2 separate regions of the Homo sapiens genome follow, and region 2 is linked to region 1. The links are chromatin contacts, found by Hi-C or POLR2A ChIA-PET in ENCODE. All regions are on one chromosome and are shown on one strand. Each heading gives the region's core, a stretch centred on a gene start or an enhancer-like site at or near the end of the contact. The rest is flanking DNA. Distances are from core to core; before and after follow the strand shown. Region 1 holds the start of C3orf62 (chromosome 3 open reading frame 62). Region 2 overlaps SHISA5 (shisa family member 5).

Region 1 (3,338 bases), core at 422-2,921:
CGCTCTGTCGCCCAGGCTGGAGTGCAGTGGCGTGATCTCGGCTCACTGCAAGCTCCGCCTCCCGGGTTCATGCCATTCTCCTGCCTCAGCCTCCCGAGTAGCTGGGACTACAGGCGCCCGCCACCACGCCCGGCTAATTTTTTGTATTTTTAGTAGAGACAGAGTTTCACCGTGTTAGCCAGGATGGTCTCGATCTCCTGACCTCGTGATCTGCCCGCCTCGGCCTCCCAAAGTGCTGGGATTACAAGTGTGAGCCACCGCGCCCGGCCTGAAGTTTCATCTCATACATTCATCCCTTCTCCAAGTCAAGGTGCCTGGGACCAGGCAATTTCAAGTTACTCGGGAGAAGAAAAAGTCTAGAAGAGACCTGGTGATGGTCCAAAAAGATCTGGGGTAAGAGCGGGGAGCAGAGGCAAAGATGAAGCCAGGAAGTAGGGCCCAGCCTTCAATTAAGCCTCTCCCTAATGTGGGCAAAGGAGGGTATCAAAGGCCCCAGTGTCCAGATTCAAACACAGGAGTTAAGATGGAATTAAGACTTTTGTTTCTGCAACTTAAAAAATAAGGTTATTTTTAAAACCCGGTTATTTTACATCCACTACCCCTTTGGGTACTGCAAAGTGGTTTCCATGACTGGTTTTTGACATCAACGATTGACAACTAGCCCCTCAACTGGAACATATACACAAAATATAACTGTTTCCTAGGCCAGATTCTGAAGAATGTCTGTCAACTCCCCAAATGCAGTCACAGAGCTGCCAAGAGGAGGCAAGAGCACTGTCATGAACTAAATCTAGGATCTTCAACAACTTTTTCAGAAACAAGAATCCCCTTAATTGTAGCTGTTAAACCATCAAAATTAGAATCACCTTAAATTTTCTTTTCTCCAGTTTTCCCCCTCTCCTGCAGTTCTCCAAGACTCTCTTTCAGGTGCCAAAATGGAGGAATGCATCAATACATTTTCCTTGCTGGTTAGAGGTTTTCTCTCGGGGCACAGAGCATGTGGTTTTGCATTTACCGGGGCATGGTTTGTTGCAAAGGCAGGGTTCTCATTCTCAGGAGCACATGGGACAGCAGCAAAAGGAGCAGCAGAAGAGCAGGCTGCCAGAGGATGTCTTCTGCAGAGGAGCCTGTGCACGGGCAGCGAGAAGGAGAGCGGCGCGGCGCTCAGTTCCAGCCTCTGCTGGCCTGTGCACTCCTGGGAATAACTAACTCCTTCAAAGGCCCGGTCAATGGCTGCAGTCAGTTCCTTTCTGCATCTTCTTAGTTTTTCAGACATTTCTCCTAAAAGCGACCATGTCTTTATGTAATGCATTGGAAATGCACAGGACAACACAATAATGTTACAAATGAGGCTGCAAACTACCCCTGAATGGCCACGATTTCCTGGAGCTTGGCCCTGGCTATAGCAGGACCCACAACCCTCGGGCTTTCCTCCTGGAGTAGGCGGTTCTCGGCTCTCGCGGAGGAACCCGCCATCTGCCAGAAGCCCCAAAGACGCCCCGCCCCACTTCCCACAGCTTCCTGGCCCGCCCCGCCGCTGCCTCCCGCCCCACCGCGGCTCCCAGGCCGCTGGCCCTACCGGCACCCCCCCTTTGGCGAGTCGGCAGCCACGTCCTTGTCCTCACCCGCAGCGCAGTGACGCCGACCCATCCAACGGTCATCGCATGCGCGTGCCCCGCGCAGGCCCCAAACCCCCACGGATTAGGTTGAAGGTCAGACAAAAAATCCCGGACCCATACGTCCGGTTCCTTAAGGCCTTGCCCACACGCAGCGGCTGGCCCCGCGGTGGGAGTGGGGACGGGGCTTTCGAATGGGGGCCCCGGGAAGAGTCTTGGCAGGGATGAGGAAAGAACCCGTTCTAGAAAGCATCTGGGTAACACCAAAATGTATTACTACCCTAAATCGCCATGAACTGGAGCCCTTTCCCGGCTAACTCCCACAAAGATTTCTGTTCTCAAGCCAACATGGAAACAACTAGACGGGACACAGCACCGGGCAGTTTTATGTACTGACTTCCTTTAAGCGTTATCTAATAAAAAGTGTGTTATCTAATAAAAGTTCCACACAGTATTTAACCGTCTTAATTCATCTAGGGTAGCAGGGGATATAACAGAACTGCTGGGTTCCACAGGAGGTTGAGGGGCCAGGATCCCCAACACTAGATATCTTCCTTAGCGGGGAGAAAGCTGGAAATTACAAGATGACTCAACGGAGAAATGGGCTTCAGTGGGTAACTTTCAGAAAATTATAAACCCATATCAGTGCACATAGCGAGGGAAAGGGGAGTTTACTTGAGGTTTGGGTTACTGTGAGCAGACTACTTGGGGTGACTAGTATTGGCATCAGAACCAGAAATCCAGGCGCTCAGGGCAGCCCTGCAGGTGGGGTGGGTCTCCAGGCTGCTCCATACTCAGCGCCTGTGTTCCTCTCCATTCTTCGGGATCCATCAGACATACTCCATTGAGTACCCCCATCCCACCCCCTTTTCAGCTTCACAGGTTTCACAGAAATTTCTCACCACCTGTTTAAAAATAAAAATAATTCAGCCTCTTGACATAGCTTCTTCTAGGTAAACGGTCTTCTTTTTTTTTTTTTGTTTCCTTCTGCTCATAAAAGAAGGGTATTTCCTTGTCTGGTTTTTAGACAGAACACTAGCAGTCTGCAGAGTGTCAAAGATGTTCTCCTGGGGGATTACACTGGCGCTACAGGGTGGCAGGATCGTGGAGTCAGCATTAGTTGGTGTCCATGCTGCAAGCCTCATCATCCCCAAAGCCCTGCTGAGAGCTGCTTGGTCGTGTCCCTCCATCAGAGGAACCAGAACTGCTAAGTGAAGGTGTCTTATAAAATTCATCATCTCGACGTTGGTAAAATAGCACATAAGCTGCTTTAGTCTGAAATACAAGAGGGGGAAAGACCATTCAGTGCTTGGAAAAATCACCCATTTTCCCCAGCTTTTCTCTAGCTGTCCAAAACCCTCAAGGATCTGCCATATCCACACAGAGGAGACCCTTCCACCTGAGGATGGCTGCCCCTGCCAGGCAGCAGGAAATGGAAGGAGCCTTGTGCAGAGAACTCTGAGGAGAGCTGAGCTTCTCATTTATGAAGGTCCCTGAAGGAATGCCAGCCAGCTCTGTCACACCTAGCTCCCACTATCACATCAGGATGATGAAATAACCAACTAGCCTGATAGAGGCTCTTCCCAGCTTTAATCCATAACGACATGAGGAAGAACCACATATCATGGCCTACTCACCACTATCTGATCCTCAGAGGCCAGGGACACGTTGCTATCATCAAAGTAATACCATTTACCATTCAGTTTGTTCTTCGCATATGCA
Region 2 (3,394 bases), core at 173-2,672, 810 kb before region 1:
TAGCAGGATGGTCAACTATCTGAGCCCAGTAAAAGTAGGGAAAACACAGAGAAGCCCAAATGGATGGAAAGAGTACAGCCTGATTCCAATTCCAGCAGCCGAGGCCAGGAAGAAAGGGGGCAGCAGCTCCAAACGATTGCATTTATTATAAACAAGTGTACAGACCCTAGACTCAGAAACACAACAGATTTGAGCTAAGACAGCTCTGGTGAAACAGTAATAGAGGGAGGAGGAACACGAGGTATTCATGTCTGGGCCAGAGCTGCCATCCAGGGCCCCACACCCCACCTTTGGTCCAGATGGCCCATTGGCCCAGGTGTCCCTGCTGCCAGAACACCGTGGACTGGGGTACAGGAGTTGTTGCATATTCCATGAGGCTGGTGTCGGGAAGCAGGGACTCACAGTTGCCAGGTTGTCCATCTCTGAGCCAATTTCCCTCCACAACCCAGGGGTTTCAGTCTCATATCAACTATCATGTTTGAAACAGAAAACAGGCAAAATGTTTGGCTAAAATAAAATGAAAACACTGCAGGGAAGAGAACTGAGTGTGCTGGTGGACAGGAGCCCTGCTCACCTGTGGGAAGGGCAGGGCCAGCAAGGGCAGCAGAGCTCCCTGGGGGCAGCTAGGCTGTGTGTGCATGTGGCCCTCCAGCTGGTCCCAGGGGAGATGCGGGGACAGGGGACAGTCCAGGCAGACAGGTACAGCTGAGTAGGGCTCTGCCTGAGGTGTTCTGGCATCAGGAGGCTGCCTGATCCCCAACAGGCATGACAGGCTCCAGGGAGCAATGGGACATCTGCCCAAAGGATCAAAGTCCAACTTGGCCAGATCCCAAGCTTCGCCTGCATCATGTCCCTGGCTCTGCAACGGGTACCCCCAACTCCGGGGACGAGCCATGGCCTCAAGCAGCAGCTGGCTACGCTGCCGAAACCAGGACACATCTGCATCACACAGAAAGCTGCGCCACCCTGGTGTGACAGGCCCTACTTGGTCACCCTAGGGTAAGCTGGAGAAGAACTCCAGATGTGCCCTGGAGAGGCCCCCACCTCTCAGGGGCCACCTCACAGGGTGCCCCCCACCACCCCATTCTTTGAGTTTGGCTTGAGATTTTAGGAAGCATAATTTCAGGTGAGGAAGAGAACAAAGTCTGGTCCCAGCCCACTCTGGCAAGGATTGTTCCCCACCTTGTCAGCATCAGAGGAAGCCACATATACAGGCAGGACACACACAGCACACATGGGGCGTAAGGAACCGTGCCTGGACACACACAGCACACATGGGGCGTAAGGAACCGCGCCTGCACACCACTCACGCACACACACAACATAACCAAGTGGCAGCCAGAGAGGCCAGGGAATGCTCAGAGGGCCGCCTTCGGGGCATCCATGTAGGCCGGGTTGTAAGGAGGCTGGCTGGCGGGGTAGGGCGCGGCTGCTCCTCCTGAAAGCAGAGAGGACCCTGGTTGGCTGTGAGCATGGTGGGCTGCCGTGTGAGTGGCAGGCAAGCAGAAAGGGGCAGAGGCCTGTTGAGTGATGTAGTTTGGGATGGGTGCCCGAGGGATGCTGGCAGAGACTCGGGAAGTCGGGCAGGGCTAGAGTTGGCAGGGGCACTCACCAGCCAGGGTCTCGTGGTAGGCCGGTGGGCCCATGGGCTGGGCTGGGTAAGGTGGTGGGTACTGCATTGGGTAGGGTGCTGCTGGCATCCCTGGCTGAGGCGGCATGGTGTGGTAGCCCTGGTAGCTTGGTCCAGGGTAGCTGGGCGGCACACTTGGAGGCTGAGGATAAGGGGCATGCACCACAGTGGTGGATGTGGTGGTGGTGACAACCGCTGCAAAGAGAATTCCAGTCAGGACCCTCCTCCATCTCCCCAGGTCTTGAGAGCCAGGCTTGCCACCCATCCCTCCAGCTTAGCCAAAGCAGGGCCTGGTCAGCTTCCCTTACCACCCCAGGGGGTCACAGTGGGGCAGGGTGGGCACGCTTACGACGTGGTCGGCGGCACGTCTTGTAAAGGCAGCAGCAGGAGCAGGTGAAGCAGATGATGATAGTGACGACAGACAGCACAAAGATGGTCAGGCCAACGGCCAAGGTCGCTCCGAACCTGCCAAAGAGCTAGACGTGACCCGGGGCACCTCGCCCCTCCCCAGACCAGCATCCACACCTTCCCAAGGCATGCCCCTCTTGCCAGAAGGGGTCTGGGCAATACAGTTATAGCTACTTCCTTGTCGGGTGGCCTGCACCTGTTTCAATCTGTTTCCTCTTGTGTAAACTGGGGTATATGTGAGTCCCTGTAACTGTCTCTCCCTGGGTCTCCCCCGCTTGTCCCACCCTCAGAGGCATGGGAGGAAGCTCTTCAAGTCCCATGCCACACACATACATCTATCTTGTCCACCTCACAACCAACTGATCAGCAGATGGGTATAGGGCACATGCCACAAGCCAGGCACTGTGATTTGAGTCAAAAAACTTAACAGTGGGCAAGACAGCCAGCCCTGGCCTCTGGGAGCCCACAGTCCAGTGTAGGAGGCAGACAGTGAAGATAACATGGCTCACAAAGCACAGGGTGAAGACTGAGAGAAGCCCCAGGAGGGCAGAGGCCAGTGTGGCCAGAACAGGAGGCCCCCATTGTTCCCCTGCACTCCACAACAGCCCCAGGGCAGGGAGGCTGGCCCCTGAGTGATAAGGACAGTTGCCTCTGCCTGCAAGCTTGCTGTATGCCAAGCACCGTGCCAGGGGTCACACACACCCCTGGGTCCCCCACCTCTGACCTGCATGGCCACTTCCACAGGTGAGAGGGCCAAGAGCCAAGGGGAGGACACAGAGGCCTGGAGGCAGGAGGCCAGAGGGCCTGCCCTTTGAGAAAGCAGGCCCTGGGCTGGGAAGCTCACCAAAATTGACTTCTAGGAGGGGGCAGTGGCTCATGCCTGCAATCTCAGCACTTTGGGAGGCCGAGGAGGGCGGATCACCTGAGGTGAGGTGTTCGAGACCAGCCTGGCCAACATGGTGAAACCCTGTCTCTACTAAAAATACAAAAATTAGTCGGGCACGGTGGCGGGTGCCTGTAATCCCAGCTACTTGGGAGGCTGAGGCAGGAGAATCGCTTGAACCCGAGAGGCAGAGGTTGCATTCAGCCAAGATCACGCCATTGCACTCCAGCCTGGGGACAGGAGCAAAACTCTGTCTCAAAAATGAAAGAAAAAAAAAAAAACCTGACTTCCAAATGCAGACAGAGCCCCTTACTAGCCACCCTGCCGTGTTTGCAGAGGCCAAGCTTCATTCTTTTTCTTTTTTAATTTATTTTTTGAGACAGGGTCTCACTCTGTTGCCCAGGCTGGAGTGCAGTGATATGATCACAGTTCACTGCAGCCTCCACCTCCCAGGCTCAAGTGATTCTCCCACC

What was found. Hi-C counts contacts between places; a loop is a spot of excess contacts on that map. ChIA-PET counts read pairs that join two places held with the same protein, here RNA polymerase II (POLR2A). Pooled maps may share reads with other maps.
Region 2: a pooled map shows a loop between it and region 1 (3-fold over the local background). The contact joins the enhancer-like site here to the promoter of C3orf62 in region 1. A Hi-C loop is called at or near these places in 4 of 50 pooled maps. POLR2A ChIA-PET finds 5 or more read pairs at or near these places in 2 of 52 experiments (PC-9 and endothelial cell of umbilical vein).

The regions. Positions count from the first base shown.
Region 1 is chr3:49,275,561-49,278,898 of GRCh38, forward strand. C3orf62 (chromosome 3 open reading frame 62) reads right to left here and starts at 1,672. Exons shown (of 3, transcript NM_198562.3): 1 at 867-1,672. The coding sequence starts at 1,312. USP4 (ubiquitin specific peptidase 4) reads right to left here. Exons shown (of 22, transcript NM_003363.4): 21 at 3,254-3,338; 22 at 1,584-2,891. The coding sequence ends at 2,733. RefSeq lists an enhancer at 1,286-1,355 and a silencer at 1,496-1,695.
Region 2 is chr3:48,467,749-48,471,142 of GRCh38, forward strand. It overlaps SHISA5 (shisa family member 5), which reads right to left. Exons shown (of 6, transcript NM_016479.6): 4 at 1,980-2,095; 5 at 1,613-1,825; 6 at 128-1,438. The coding sequence ends at 1,359. Among named protein-coding and RNA genes, the nearest start is that of TREX1, 3.2 kb to the left of the region's middle. RefSeq lists enhancers at 1-171, 313-1,079, 2,173-2,322. Within about 2 kb of position 1,423, at least 5 of the 41 ENCODE cell types and tissues checked have a DNase peak (open chromatin) inside an H3K27ac peak, as active enhancers do.